Regions from separate parts of the Mus musculus genome. Here region 1 is linked to region 2. Evidence: chromatin loops called from intact Hi-C (ENCODE). Cell type or tissue: heart. All regions are shown on one strand.

What was found. Hi-C counts contacts between places; a loop is a spot of excess contacts. Peaks named below come from ENCODE experiments on the same cell type or tissue, not always from the same donor. Only the 100,000 strongest peaks of a DNase experiment are listed, where the experiment ranks them.
Region 1: it touches region 2 in a loop (3-fold over the local background); 2 of 42 quality-filtered maps call a loop at or near these places.

Annotation. Positions count from the first base shown.
Region 1 is chr12:16,586,390-16,594,389 of GRCm38, forward strand. It overlaps Lpin1 (lipin 1), which reads right to left and starts at 3,381. Exons shown (of 21, transcript NM_015763.4): 1 at 3,329-3,381. In heart, CTCF peaks have their summits at 5,158 and 7,476; DNase peaks (open chromatin) are centred at 2,372, 3,362, 3,772, 5,212 and 2 weaker places; H3K4me3 peaks cover 2,191 bases; H3K27ac peaks cover 3,932 bases.
Region 2 is chr12:17,007,604-17,015,603 of GRCm38, forward strand. 2410004P03Rik (RIKEN cDNA 2410004P03 gene) reads right to left here and starts at 4,124. Exons shown (of 5, transcript NM_001201332.1): 1 at 3,849-4,124; 2 at 3,525-3,748; 3 at 670-709. The coding sequence starts at 3,742. In heart, CTCF peaks have their summits at 2,034 (motif pointing right), 4,199 (motif pointing left) and 4,402; a DNase peak (open chromatin) is centred at 4,048; H3K4me3 peaks cover 831 bases; H3K27ac peaks cover 771 bases.

The sequences.
Region 1 (8,000 bases), 420 kb before region 2:
ATCTTTGTGAGTAGCAGTGATCACAGACTTGACTGTGATGGGGAAAAGCAGAAATCACTTAGAGACCTGTAAGGCCCTGGATTAATAAATTATGGACCATCCACATTATATATGGAACAGTATGCATCTACTAAGAGTGGAAGGAAGTTGTATGCTCCATAAATATCCACACTCCCAGGGCTGCAGTCAATCGGGTGCACAGGAGACTTTGACTTTTCTATAGACACAAGTATCGCTTTCACATCAGTTGTTAGTGGGGAGTCTGAGAACTCCTGTACACTTGGCCTCAGGGTTGTCATGTCAAAGAAAACTACTCAGCAGAAAAGGGACGTGAAGCAGCTGTCAAAATGGCTCACCAGACAAAGCTACCTGCTGGCAAACCTAAGGACCTGGGTTCAAGCCCTGCAGCCCACTGGCATAAAGGCAGGGGCAGAGAAAAGATTCTATGAAGTTGTCCTCTGTCCTCCACACTCATGCTGTGACATGCTTAAGCTCTCTCTCTCTCTCTCTCTCTCTCTGTCTGCCTCTCTCTTTCTCTCTCTCTCTCTCTCACACACACACACACACACACAGACACACACAAGCTGCGACGTGCATAATCACACACACACACTGATTTCTGAATACTGCTTTTAACAAGGTTCTCATTAGCCTTCATTTTAAAAGAAAGGAAGCCCCAGTAGCAGGGACAACTAGGATCTGATCCCTGCTCTGGGGCTGGAAGGTCTTCTAAGTGACATAAGACTTGTCAGAACTGAGCTCTGGCAACAAGTGGGTATCATAATCCCAGGTAATGAGTGTCCTCAGGTCCCTGCCAAGAAGCACCCAGGGCCTGGCCAGCAGGAGAGAGACACATAGAAGACCCAGTGTGGCCCCTGTACTCTGTGACATTGCCTTGGGTTAGGACTTAGAACCTTACCAGCTCTTAACTATTAGCTCCCTTGCAGAGCTCAGGATCTTTGCTCTCCTTGGAAGCCCCAGTGTCTTTTCACACACTTGTGAGGGCCCTCTGTCCAGATACACAGCTTGGTCTAGAAGACTCTGCCCCTGGGACCTTTGTACATTGCTGTACTTCCCTGCAATCCTGCCTCGGTCGTTAGCAATGGTCACATATCCCCTGCGTTTCCAAGAGAATTGTGGCTCCATTCTGAGCCTGTAGGGTGGGTGATTCAAACAGCACCCACCACCCAGAGGTACTGGGAAGGAGCCTACGAATGGTCTTTCCTCAGTCTACATCCCAGGGAAAGCCTGGGTACTGACCCAACGGTAACAAGCAGCTCCAAAAAATACCGTACTAAGTCTCCTGTAGCAGAGTACTTCATGTGTGTTTAAAGTATGAAGGCTGTACCTACACACACACACACACACACACACACACACACACACACACACACACACACACACATGCAGAGCAGGGGACAGACACTACTGAATCAGATAAATACTGAGATATTGCAAGGATATATTCATGTTTCACAATAAACATAGTTTGAGGCAGGCAGAGTATGGTGGCACACACCCGTGATTCTAGCACCAAGAAGGCTGAGGCAGGATGACCTTGAGTTCCAGACTAGTCTGGGCAAGACAGTCAGGTCAAGAGGACAGCTCCAAGTTCACGTACAAAGACGTCCAAGTGCAGCCAATTCACCCACCAGCCTGCACCACTCCCTTCTGTTTGATTTTCAAAAGGCTCCAGAAACCAAGAACACCAACCCCATACCTAGCTATTCTGAAACAAGATACCTGTGCCCCTAAGCATTCCCACCCGCGTGCTTTTCAAATCAATTTATACCTTTATTGGTCCCTTACAGACCCTGAACCTAAGAGAGAAAAGACACACAAAAAAATGGATTCACAATCTAAGGTGGGGAAAGGGTGTGCCAAGTTATGGACCAGGGGCTAGCCTTGGGTAGCCAGGACCAGCCTAGCCCTATAAAGGGACCTCAGTGGTACCCTGGGCTGCCCCATCAGGGTGTAACAATCCGAAGTTGTAACAACCTGGAGCCTCTCGGTTCATCAGTCTAGTAAACAAAGGGTGGCCTTTCCCTCACTCTAGATAGGGAGGCTCCCAAGTGATGTCTCTGGCCCATGGATTTCCAGCTATCAGTAGTCAGTTGTCTTGCCATCTCCTGACCTTTCCCTCTCTTTAGCCTGAAGCACTGAGAGCAATAGATAAGCAAAGACCCACCCCAGCCTCCCCAGCAGACAGCACCCCACACAGAACAGCAACCAAGGATCCTATCTCCTTCATCTGAACCCCAACTTATCACCCAGGCAACAAGACTGGGCATGTTGTCCCTTTCAATAAAGTGACAAGCATCATAAGAACATTGCTGACTGCCACCTAAAAAGGGTAGAAATCACGTGAGGTGGGACAGCCACCAAGACAAAACCAAGCTCAGCCCCAGGCTTCCCAATCCAACCACCAGGCCCTACACAAGCAGGAATAAGGGCCAAAACACACACCCACACACAAAACCCGTGACAGCAGAAGCGCGCTGTCGGCAAACAGGAAGCTTTGTCAACACAGGGAATCAACACAGTGGGATCTTTCAGCCTTTCTGGGAACACTAGAAAGTCCCCTTAGTGGTGCAGATATTAGTCCTTAACTGCTTTCATTCATAAAACGTATTTTATGGAACAAAGGATAGATAGTATATGTGTGAATCCCCATGGGCCGCTATCCTCTCCTCCTAGAACCGTTACAGTCTTCCCCACAACTTCACTACCCAGTTGGAAGCTTTTTCCCACACGCCCCAGCCCAGCCCAGACCATTGCTTTCCTTCTTGCCTCCTGCCAAGGAGGGTGGGCGTCTGGAGCAACTACTGGCCACACAAATTATCAGCCAGCCACCTTGACTCTGTCCCCTTAATATGACTTAATATTAATACTTAATATGACTTCCAAAGCATTGCTTTCCCTCCCATATTCCCCCCGGCCTTTCCCAGATAAAAGTGCCTGCAGCTACTAAGGGAGCCACAGGCCCAGTGCCCACCAGACTGCAAAGCTGCAGAGAGGCCTGCTGCGAGCTTGATTATCTAAGAATCCCGGTTCCCAGTTCGCTGCCACCCAGCGGAGGCGTGCCCTTGGGCACGAAGGTCAACCTACCAGCCTAGACTCAGTTTCCTTGGCTGCAAAGCCTGAATCCTAAACCCTTTGGGATACGTCTCATCCGGGTCTCGGACCGCCACGGGGTCCCTGCAAGCTTCGACACCCCACGGGAAGGCCTGTGTCACAACACGGCCCACATCGCCTCCCTGCGGGGCCCCACGTCTCAGTAATGGGCTTTGGGGCGCAAGCTGGGCCCCGGGTCCCCATTGCTACTCACCAAGAGGATTCACGAGCAGGCGCGCACGCGTGTGGCTGCCTTTGTATGCAAACAGCGGGCCGGAGCGGCTGTCAGCTAAAGCACGGCAAGGGGCGGGGCCTGAAAGGAGGCGGAGTCTCCGGGGCGACGCCAGGGGACTCTGGAGGAGCGTGCTGCTGGGATGCTTTCAGAGCCCACAGACCCCCCCCCCACCCCACCCCACCTCCCACCTCCCTCTCATATCCCCGCCTCCCCCTTCCCATCCCATCCCTCCCCAGACTGGACTGTCTGCCTTGGCGTTCCAGGGAGTAGGCAGCCAAAGTCTTCTAATTCCACAGCCTGACCCTGTTTTGACCTTATGTCAGTTTACAATTAGTTCTTCCCCTGATGTGCCTGTCACAAGCTAGGGATCAATTCCTAATCTTAGCACTCCCACATCCTGCCTCCCTCCTGGCTAACATTCACCACCAGTCAGCAGAGCCAGGAAGGAATAAATAATAACAGACAATGCCAGGTCTGGGGGTGGAATGGCTCAAGTCAGACCAAGTCACTCTTAAGTGTCACGAGACTACTAGGAGACAAGGACTCCTATATCCCGGGCTTGCCTCAAGCTTTCTATGGGTTCCTGGATGACCCTGCACTTCGGATCTGCCTATCTTACCTCCCAAGTGTTGAGGTTACAGGCAATCCTACCCCCACCATGCCTACTTTATGCGAGCCGGGAATGGACCCCAGAGCTTCACATCCGCTAACTGAGCTACATCCAGGTAATAAATATCAAATTATATATACAACAACCCTCCGAAGAGTCAGTGCTTTCTGGGGGACAGAAGAGCAAAGACCTTGAGGAAGACTGCTGGAGAACATATACCTGGGGTCTCGTAGACCAACAGAGAGAGCCCAAGTATAATGTACCTGTCACCGGAAACTATATGCAGAAATATGAGTCAGAAATGGATGCCAGCCACAAGCAACCCAGGAGAGGGAGGTCAGAATGATGACGGGTGCGTCCCACCTTGAGAAAAACTAGTTCGTGGGGAGGTCCAGGGAGGAGTGGCTTGTGTACCCCAAACTGGTCCTAAAATCTACGAATCTAAAGGTGACCACGAACTTCCAATCCCTCTGCTTTCCGGTTTCTGGAATTACAGGTCCCCACCCCCACCCCCACACTGGGTTTCCGAGGCACTGGAGATCCCTCTCAAGGGATTCTGCCCACCAAGCAAGCTAGGACCCCAGTCCAAGACCAGGCCACCGAAGACCTGCAAGGGAACTGAGCCAGGCTGGGCTGCCTCCACCCCAGTGCTCAGGAGATCAGCACAGGCAGGGTGACTCTGAGCATAAAGACAGAGGTGGAAGCGCTCCAGCTGCACTTGGGGCAACACAAGTAGCCACAAGGGTTGTCTCCGCTGCCCACAAAGTCCTGGGGTTCTGGACCCCAGAATGAAGGCACCCTGCCCCACCTCCATCATCTCCTCCATCCTCCACACCCCCACCCCAAGGCCTTCCAGAAAGCATGTCTTACAGTCTTACATTCTGTCATCTAAATAAGGTCATTTTTATTATTATTATTTTCCAGATTTGAAGCAGGTGGAGGAGAATCTGAACACATAAAGTCCAGCCCAAAGCCCTTACCCCACAAATGAACCTGGGGTCTGGAACCCGCACACACAACCGCAAACGCACCCAGACAGCTCTGAGTAGCAAAGATAGGACCAGCTTTGCCTGCTGCCTATAAGAAGATCCCACAAACAGGTCACTTATCTCAGAAACATTCACTAGGTCACAGGAGATGGTCGCACTATACAAAAATTGGAGTCTCTGAAGCCCAGGTGTTCTAACCCGGCAAAGTCTGGAGCCCCCCTGGTGGGGCCCTAGGCAGTGTTTTGTCTGCAGCCACGCTCCTGCCGCTGAGCTGTGACTCAGCCAGAGAACTGAGGTGATCCCCTGAGCCAATCCCAGTACCTGCTGTGTTCAGCCCAAGTCGGAAGAGGGGAAATAACCTAATGACTCTAGCTAGAGGAGGAAGGAGCCAATCCTGGGCTCAGCAGTACAGCATCCTCGATTCCGTACTCAGTTTTACAATCCAGGAAGTGAGCGGAGGTGTTGGTTAAGCAGGTCCTTTGGAGGCTGGAAAGGAACTTGTTAAGTTCTTGGCCAACACTGACTAGATTTTCAATTCTAAAATCCAGTAGTCCTAGGAGTGGGAATTCTATAAGGACTTGGTGGCTGCAGCTGGCTCCCTGGTCCCTCAGAAAGGACAAGCATCATGCAGGCGTCCATCAGGATGGGACAACAGGCTATGCGGTGCTGAAAATTGCTCTTTTGCTAAACATGGGACCGCAGGTGTTCCTCGCCACACCAGGAACTGGTCCCTGCTGATGTGAATATAAAAACACCCACCCCTTCTAAATGAAAATCGGTCTCCTCAGTTGCTGGCAGTGACGGTAACTGTTAAGTCCTTAGGTTCTGTTTTCCTGAATGCTGCACGGCTAACCAGCATGCCTGGGCAGGTGTGGACAGAAGAGTGAGCGGCCCTCTTCATGAGACCCCCACAGCCACCATAGGTGGACCTCTCCACTCTAGTGGTCGGCTCTGCAAAATCACAGCAGAAAGTCTTGCAGAGCCACTGGGTGCTGTCCCAGAAGGACAGAGCACTAATGCCTAGGGCTTCTGGGAATGGGGGGCTCTTCAGAGTCTAAGGCTAGCCCTTAATAGAGGGCCCCCGGCTTTAAGGTACCCAAAGGAGACGCTGGCCCTCTGGAGAAACTAGAATTTCCCTAGGACTCCCACTCAGGGAGAAGACAATGGCTGAATGAAGCCCGGCATCCTCCTGGAGGAGGAAGCTTGCCTTCTAGGAAGAGAATCCCCACACACCTTCTTTGTTCCTCTTCCTGCTGGGGCCACACTGACTATGTCTCCTTCCTCTGCTCTTCCCCATCCCCCTTCTGTCTGACTGGCCCACTGAAGGCATGGGGGCAGAGCCCCACTTGTCAGGGAATTAGGATTGGCAGAGCCCAGGCTCTGACGCCAACCCCAGGTGACACAATGTGGCTTCTTCATCGTGGGGATTTCCTTACTGGGGTCCTCAGAAGCAAGGTGGGAACCTCTGGCCACCTGGTACCGCTTCACTAGGGTGAGGGAGGACAACTCGACCCAGCAGTGGGAAACCCCAGCAGAGACAGGATACAGCCCATGGCACTGGGCCTGGGCCTGGGGGAATTTCTGGGGAGAGGGTATAAATGGTCCTGGTTCCAAAGGCAGAGGAAGAGGAAAGTAATCTGGGAATGGCAAGGGGCAGGAACAAAGGCATCAGGGAAGGCAGACTTCAGTGTGTCACCAGGGCCATCTTAATCAGGGTGATGCTCCAGGAGAGCAAAAGGGGTAAGGGGGGGGGGGGTGTCAAAGACATATAAGGGAAGCTGCTAGCTGGCAGCAAGCACGCATCTTAGAGTCTGTGTTACTCCAATCCATCCCCCATCACGCCAGGAAGGAAATAGCACCCAGGCTCCCCTGGGACTCAGGCCTACAACATTGCCAACACACGAAGCCTTGGGCTGACACACACACTGTGGCCGTGTTCCCTAGTCATTTACTCAGTTCCCAGTCAGCACAGCGACCTGTGATGTCGTAGATTCCTGGGCTACATGAGGGTACCTGTCCTCAGTAAGCACACGGTCTCAAGTAGTGATCATATGTTCAATGTTGCTACCAGCCCAAGGGTTGTCCACTGACGAAGGGTCTGGGCAGTCCAGTCCCCAAGCAAGAGGATTCATCCCAGTCTGGGAGTCCTGAGTCCCTCTGGGCAAATCCAGGCCAGATGGAGGAGCTAAGGGCAAGGGGCAATCAACAGCGAATACAGAGAACCTGGGGTCCGTCAGAGCTGACAGAGTCTGGCCTCGGTGGGCAGGGACAATCGTAGCTACTGTGTAAGATGTCTCCCTCAGAGAAAGCAAGAGAGGCACCACCATAACGGTCTTTTCACTGTGGTCATATGGGAAAGATTCAATGAGCCAGGCTAGACCAGAAGGACAACACGGGACTATAGTGGTGCCAAGGTACAGAGTGAGGCTGACGGAGGTCAACGTCAGCATAGACTGGACGGATGAATTCTATAATTTAGGAAGAACGGATGCTGCTCTGGGAAGCTACTGACTACTTCACCACTTGCCGCTAGGGACAAACAAAATTCTCTGTCCCCAGTCAGCTGTGTCACCTGTGACCTTGTCAGGCCAGGGTGAGGGCACCAGTCCTGTGAGTCATATGTCTCAAGTCTCACATTGCCCAGCTAAGAAACTAGCTGTCCAGAAAGGGTGAGACAAGGGCAGGGACCCAAGAGTTCAGCGTGAGATGAGTACAGTCATAGTACCTCTGTGAATCCCAAGGCTGAAAGAGTCCTCCTGTATATAGAGTGGCAGACCAATAGACATAAAGTAAGGACAGCGGTGGCTAGCATTTAAAGGCTATTTCCAAGCCAACCCCGGCTCTAGACTCTGTATACCACATTTCTTTTTTAACAAGCCCTATAGAGTAGATACCATTTGCTGTCCCAGAGGAATAAAGAAAGTAAGGCACCAAGAAGTGGCTGAAGTCACACGGCCAGTTAACAGACACATGGCCAGTTAGTTGAAGCTAGACTTCATGGTATATACTTGTTGATCTGAGCCCTAGACCTTTCCCCTAGAGTCTCCTTAGT
Region 2 (8,000 bases):
CCTGCCTCTGCCTCCAAAGTGCCGGGATTAAAGGTGTGCATCACCCCAACTGGCTCACTTGGCTTATTTTTATTAAGACCAGCAGAGCTGGAGAGGTAGCTCAGCCACTAAGGGGTAAGGCTCACACTTCCAAATGCTAAGAGTTCAGTTCTTAGCATCCATATTATAAAAAATGGTCTCTCCAGCTTGCCCCTTCTCTCCTACAACTGTATATACAAGCACATACACACAGAAATGCACAATATACATACTCCCCCCCCAAAAAAAAAAAAAGAAAAAAGAAAAGGAAAACAGATCTTTACTTGGTTAGTTGGTTGCTTTTTTTGAGACAGGGTTACTCTGCATAGCCCTGGCTATCCTGGAATTCTCTGCGTGGACCAGGCTGGTCTCAACCTCAGATCCATTTGTGTCTATCCTCCAAGTGCTGGGATTAAAGGCATGAGCTACTACCTCCCAGTGAAAATACATCTTTAATAAAATTAACAAATACTGGCTACTTTTGTCCCAAATGTTCCTTATAAATACTTTCTTTTCCACTAGACCCCTAGTTACTTAAAACAACACTTCTATTCTGCCAGAGCACAGAGTAGGTCTTCAAAAAATTTAAATGAAGAAAGAACGGCTGTCCACACTGAAAGCAGTTTTCTGGGGGTGGGGGTGCTGTCTTACCAGAGGGTCATAGTCTTTCAGGAAACCCCAGTTCTCAGCCCTGGAAAGGAAAGCATGGGATTGTGAGGGTGCTGTTGGTTTGTTTTTAATGCCCACATATATGTCTGTGCGAGGGTGTCAGATCCCCTAGGACTAGAAATACTGACAGCTGTGAACTGTTATGTGGGTGCTGGGATTTGAACCCAGGTCCTTTGGAAGGGCAGTCAGTGCTCTTAACCACTGAGCCATCTTTCCAGATCAATTGTATCTTGTTTGTTTTATGGAATATCCTGAAAATTGACTTCCACTATGCCTTTAAATCTTTATATTACCATGGCGGAATTAAAATGCTCTGAAACCACAATAAATGTCAAGTGCCCACGCTTTACTTACGGAGCGGCACAGAGTGATTGGCTACTTTTTCTCTCTTGTTTTTGTCATTTCCACACATTCTTCCTACTACAGGTGTGTTTAGCACTTCAAGTTTAGGTGCTCCTTATTTGTTTCTCTGTTTTAGTTCAGGTTTGCTCAGGACTCAAGATGTAGCCGATGATGACCTTGGCCAGCTACCTCCTCCTCCTCTTCTTCCTCCTCCTCCCTTTCCCCCCTCCCCCCTCCCCCTCCTCCTCCTTCCTCTTCCTCTTCCTCTCATCTTCCTCCTCCTCCTCCTTCCTCTTCCTCTTCCTCTCCTCTTCCCCCTCCTCCTCCTCCTCCTCCTCCTCCTCCTCCTCTTCCTTTTAAACTTAAGATGTTGTCTTACTGTGGTCCTGCTGGCCTGGAACTTTCTATGTAGACCAGGTTGCCTCTGCCTCTGCCACTGAGTGCTGGGATTAAAGGTGCACACTGCTACACCAGGCAGCCTTGACCTTTGAGCTCTCCTGCCTCTACCTTCCCAGTGCTGGGATTATGGTCTTGGTTCATCAGCATTTGTGATGGTTAGAATGCGAATGGTTCCTATATGCTTATCTGTGTGAACCGTTCCTTGTCCCAGTTGGTGGGCCTGTTTGGGAAGGATTAGGAGGTGTGGCCTTGTTAGAGGAGGTGTGTCACTGAGTTGGCTTTGAGGCTTCAGAAGCCCATGCCATTCCCAGTTGGCTCTCACTGCCTTGTGCTTATGGATAAAGATGTGAGCTCTCAGCTACTTCTCCAGCAACTTGCCTGACTGTCTGCTGCCATGTTTTCCACCATGATGATCACAGATTCTATCCCTCTGGAACCACGAGCCCCAAATTAAATACTTTTTTATAAGCTGCCTTAGTCATGGTGTTTTATCATAGCAATAGAAAGGTAACTAAAACACCATGTTAGGACTCAGCTTTACATACTGCAAATTTTTAAAGAATGCACATGTGTCTGTATGTGCACTGCATACTGTGTGTGCAGTACCTGTGGTGACCAAAAGAGGGTGCTAGATTCCTTAAACCTGGTGTTGTGGGCAGTCATGAGCCGCTAGATGTGGGTTCAAGCAACTGAACTTGGGTCTTCTGTAAGAACAAGTGATCTTAACCGTCGAGGCATCGCTCTAGTACCAAGTTTACATATTTTAATGAAGTCTTTTGGGGTAATAGTGCTCCCCCACAAAGGCCATGTTAGGAGGAGAGTGAATGCCCTGCGTCTCTCCTGTGTCCTCACACCACAACCAACACAGGGGGTGGATTCTGCCAGATATTCCAGGGACACCCCAGCTCCCCGGAAGCAATTCTAAAGCAATAGGGAGCACCCTCTAATCCCATTTCTATCTCGCTAGTGACAGTGTCTGATTGACAGCTTGACAACTCCACTCCAATACTATCACCAGTTGCCAGCCTAGGGTTGTGTTTCTGACCATCTAATTAGGTGGACGGAGGCACTAAAAACAACCAGTGAGCATCAGCAGGGTTGGTGAGAACTTGGAGTCCTTGTACACTGTTAATGGAAATGCAAAGTAGGGCAGAAATTGTGAAAAACAGCAGGAGAGTCCCTCCCAACAAAACTAGAACCGGTTCCACTTCTGAAAATTTTATCTGAAAAATGGGAAGCCAGGTCTCAAAGGGAAATCTGCTCTCCTCTGTTTGCTGTGACACCTAACAACAGCCAACATGTGAAAATGATTTTTTTTTCATGGAATAGAATATTACTCTGCCCTGAAGAAGGAAATTCTGACATGTGCTTATGTTTATGTGAATGAGCTCCTTGATGGAGTGACTGCTACCACCTTGAGTCTGATCGCCAGACTAAAGGAGGGGCGAAAAGAAACTAAAAATGCAGCCACCGGCGTGTGTATTTGGAAAGCCTTCATTTAGACTTTTCACAGTTTTAAGTGGTTGCTCAGTAGCCATCTTCCTTCCCACTGGGCTTCAGCCACTCCACAGTCTTTGGTTTTGTCTTACTAACTTCAAACTCACACTGGGCGTACAGCTCTGAGTCATCATACTTGCCTAGTCTACCTACTTCTCTTGGGGTCCAGGAAGCCAGGCCCCCTTGGAACTCTGGGCAAACCTACCAGGCTTCTCCTGGTATCCATCACTGAATGAAACCAGGAAGGAAGCTCCCTACCCCCACCTCCACCCCCAGGCCAGAGTCCCGCCCCAGGCAGTGCCATGGCTTCCAGCTGCCAGCTTCCTCCCAGAAGAGGAGGGACAGAGAGATTGTTGTGTGGCCATAGATGGGACCAGAGCCCTGTCTATACCTATATTCCCAGCTATCTGTTGGGAATGAGGCCCTAGCTGCTTTAGTCACAGTCTGGGTCTAGGCTGGCCTCTCTTGCACCCTACTTCCACGTTCTCCCCCTCTGATCTTTCCATATATTCTGAACTCTTTCCTCTGCACTTTCTCAGACCCCCCAAGGTGGATGGAGATGTGAGAGATTCGGGGAGAAGGGGGGGCAGGACACTCACCAACGCCTCTGGCCTCGTGCTTCGGCTTCCACAAGCTCCCTCCACAGCTGGTCCTGTTGCACACCCAGGGCTGGGGTCCCCTGGCAACCACCGGCGAGAGCCCTGCTTGCAGCAGGGCCATCCCCCAGGGCCGCAGAAATTGAGGCAAGCTGCCTGGTAGGGGGCGGTTTGTACCCAGCGGATGTGGTTCTTGGTAGCCCACGATGTTGGCTGCCCATGGGGGACTGGAGAATCAGGAGAGGGAGAGAAAAGAGAAAGACTGGTTGAGACTTTCTGCCTGAACCCAGGATAACCTGCACAAGGTGCTCCCGCTTCGTCCCTCACCGGATTTCGAGCTCAGAGAGAGTGACTGATGGGGGACAAAAACTCTCCAGGCTGGGGCAGCATCTGCGCCCAGCTGTGTTTTGCAGCCCTGCTTGTGTTGACTGTCGCCCAGGGAACAGGCGACTCCCAAGTGCGCATGCGGAAGGGGCGGACCCACTGTGCGCCCTCCAAAGACTTCGGAGCCACTCGGTGGGGTGCAGATGGTAGGTGCTTTGCCCAGCTCTTCCCCTGGGCGGGAGAGCGGGACAGTGTCTGCTGAGTCTCCAAAAGCTGTGAGTGCTCCGTGTTCCGCAGAGCTGGTGAACTGGAGCAAGACCCTGTGCTGCCCCCTGGTGGAGAACTCAGGGTCCCAGACGAAGGGACGAGAGACCAGGGGCAGGAAGAGAAGACATCTTAGGGTTTTTAATTGCTGTGATGGAATATCATGACCAAAGCAAGTAGGGAAGGAAATGGATTATTTGGCGTCCACTTTCATATCGTAATCTATCGCTGAAGAAAGTAAGGGCAGGGACTCAAACAGGGCTAAAACCTGTAGATAGCAGCTGATGCAAAAGCCATGGAGGGGTACTGCTTACTGGCTTGCTCCCCATGGCTTACTCGGCCTGCTATCTTTTAAAAATTTTTATTTATTTATTTTATGTATGAGTGCTCTATCTGCATGTACACCTGCATGCCAGAAGAGGGCATCAGACCATATTATAGATGGTTGTGAGCCACTATGTAGTTGCTGGGAGTTGAACTCAGGACCTCTGGAAGAGCACCCAGTGAGCTGAGCTATCTGTACGACTGAGCCACTCTCCAGCCCTCAGCCTTTTATGTTTTAGAACCCAGGATCACCTGCCCAGGGATCACACCATACATAATGGCCTGGGCCCTCCCCATCAATCACTAATTAAGAAAATGCCTTACTAGCCCCACCCCTTCACTGGCAGTAGCACTCAGGCAAGCTGGCCCTGCACCTCAACTGGGCAGCATAGTGGTCCTAATAGTGAAGGCAGGGATGATCCAGCCCTAAGGGTAAGAGGGCAGGAGAACTAGCCCAGGCCCTTGAAGGCTGCAGCCCTAGGGAGAATGGGCCACAAGCCTTGACTGGGCAGCACAGTGGAGCTGGCTCTGGAGGAGTGGGAGCACATGGGCCTGCCCAGAGGGCATCAGGAAAGGAGAGCAGAACCTGCCTCCTGCCCATGTCAGCACTGGGTGGTCTAGCTGGAGCAGCGCTGGAGAGCTCTCCCTGGAGGTGCAAAGAAGGGAGAGCTGACTGAGTGCTAACCACCCCAGTTACCACCTGGGCCCAGACCCAGGGCTCTGAATTGGCCCACTCCAAAATCTTTATCATTTGCAGATGGTTGGGACACATGAAAGGGCCAGTCCTGCTGTTCCAAAGCTGCAGGATCTCCATGACACAGAGCAACAGTATGATGACCAGGAGGGGGTCCCAATGAGGATTCAATACTGATGTGTCACAGAAGCCAGAGATCTCCAATCAGACCAATGACTCGTTGCGATGAACATCTGCAAGTGAAGATGTGTGGACAGAGGGATACACTGTGGGACACACGGTGCCACACTGCAGCTTCTATGATGAGATGCTTTCTATGCCTTTCTTGTGTGTGTGTGTGTGTGTGTGTGTGTGTGTGTGTGTGTGTGTGTGTTTGTGTGTTTATTGGGGGGGGGGGAGGTTGCAAGGGCAAAGGGTGGGGAGATAAGTGGGACTGGGGTGCATGATGTGAAATTCACAAAGAATCAATAAAAAGTTTTTTTTAATGGATTATGGAGGAAGGGGGGGGAGAAAATGCCTTACAGCTGGATCTTATGGAGGCATTTTCTCAACTGATGCTACCTCCTCTCTGATAACTGTAGCTTGTGTTAAGTTGAGGTAAACTAACCAGGGCAACAATGTATGTTCCTTCTGAAAGCCCAGAGAGCCCACAGCATCCTGTCATTGATACTGAGGAGCCTCCCAACAACCCCAGGCAGCTTTTGTGGACATAGGTCCTACACAGAGTCACACTGAGGCCCACAGTGGAATCCAGTCTACAGGGAAGAATACAACCGGAGTGACTGTCCAGGCAGCCTGAGTTTAGCTTATAAAAGGCACATCGAGGACTTAAGAGTGGGGGTCCTGCTGTGGACTCCACTTCTGTTCCTTCTCTAGTCCCAAGCAGCCCAACCCCGTCTGTGGCACCAGTGGCTTCTTCATCCAGCTCAGCCAAACTCAGACCCTCCCATCACGCTGTTCCAGGCACCCTCCTTTCTTCCTCGTCACCAGCGATGGGTTTATTGATAGACCTTTCAATCCTTCCCTTACACTCTGTGCCTGACTCCTGTCAGGCAAGGTGTTCCTTCCCTGTGCAGCCAGAGAACAGAAATGGTTAATCAAGTGTAGACAGAGGTACCCTAAGTGGAGGATGCTCTGGTGTCTGGGACTCAGGCAATAGGCCACACCTCTTCTTGTTGTGTGTCAGTTTCCTCTCCAGCAGCAAAGATCCTTAAGATAGAAAGTAAACAACTCATAAGAACTCCAGGAAGTCCCTGAAACTGACCAGATTCACTTTCCTGACAGTAAACAATAGCTGGTACAGAGGGTCCCTCTTAAATGAGCCAAGCTGCAAAGGAGAATTAGAGACCCACCAAGTGGCCTGGAAGAAGCAGAGACCACCAGAGCTGCTAGGAAGAGCCTCGGAACAATGAAGCCACTTGGAAAGCACACTCTCCTACCTGTTGAGCTGCCTGTAGATTGTACAGTGTACACCAGGTTCCCAGCTTTTGTGAGCTGTCCCCCACGCTGGTGTGGTCTTGGGTGATGCAATTGTCTTTGACTTATATCTGCCTCTGTAAGTAACCCCAATAAAACTCATTGGTTTATTGGTATTCATACTTTGGTCTGTCGTGGGTTCTCTATCTGGGGTAAATAGATACATGTCGCTTCTCCCCAGGAAAATTTCCTTACTAAAGAGGCAGCAGGGTTTGGTCTTTACAGATGAGAAGGATTTCAAAGATACAAGAGAGAAGACAAGGGAGGAGGCACAGTTTGGGGCTGGAGGTCGGATGCAGATGCAACCAGGCATGTGGATACTTTGTACCTGATTCTGCACAGAGAGGGCACTGGTAAGTTATAGCTGCCAAGGTAACTGCAAAGTTAGAACCATAGGAATGGGAGACACTCTCATGGCTGTGGCCCTTGGGAAGGGTGGTGCTGAAGCCACATTGGACTCAAGCAGAGGCCAGTGTAGAAGAGACCGAGTGAGCAGGGCAGGAAGGACCTTAAGCCTCATCATTTGGTGTTGATAAGAAGCGGCTCAGGTGACTGTGGAGTGAGCTTGCCCCAAGCTCAGGTCTCGAAATCCTACTAATCCCTGTCCTGGAAAACTCCACCCCCAAGAAACCCTACATAACTCTGCCTCTTATTCAATTTCCCGCTGCTTCTCTCCCCGGCAGAGGTAGTCACCCTTTTGTGTTTTTCCCAATACATCTCTTGTGCGAGGTTCCTTGTGCAGTGTGACTTAGTGGTCCAGGATACGTTCCTCTCTGAGCTGTAACACTGACACATGGGTCCAAACAAGCTGATGGGATGTGGTCTTTCTTCTCTCCTTTGGCTTTCCTCCCATAACTGGGCAATTTTGTGGGTGTCGGTGTCTCTGGGAGTGGCAGCTGTATCCCTGCACAGTGCTGTGATACTGTGTCCTCACCATGCTTCGGAACAGCAGCTCTGGCTGGCTCCCTTGCAGCTCTGGCTGGCTCCCTTGCAGCTCAGGAGCTTTCTCTTTCTTAGAGAGAATGGAGGCTGTTGCCCCCAGAAGTCCTTTCTGTGTGCAGAAGAAAGGGAAGTCCTTACCAGGCTGACATGGGCTCTGGTGCTCAGCAGTTAGGGACAGCCATGTGGCTTGCTAGGATGCTTCAGCCCTGGTCCCCTGCCTATGTTTTCCAGTGGCAGGAAATGCAACAGCACAGGCTAAAGCCACCAGCCAAGTATCTAGAGCAGCTCTCACTCTGGCCTAGGTGGCTATTGAGTGTAGAGGCTGAATTTTTTCATGGAAATTGGTTGCTTAAAGTTAAAGTTTTAAGCCGAGGAATACAACCTTATGCCGGCTGGGTTGGTTCTTCTCTGAGCTGATCACAAACCTCTCCCTGAAACTCCGAGGTGTGAAGCAA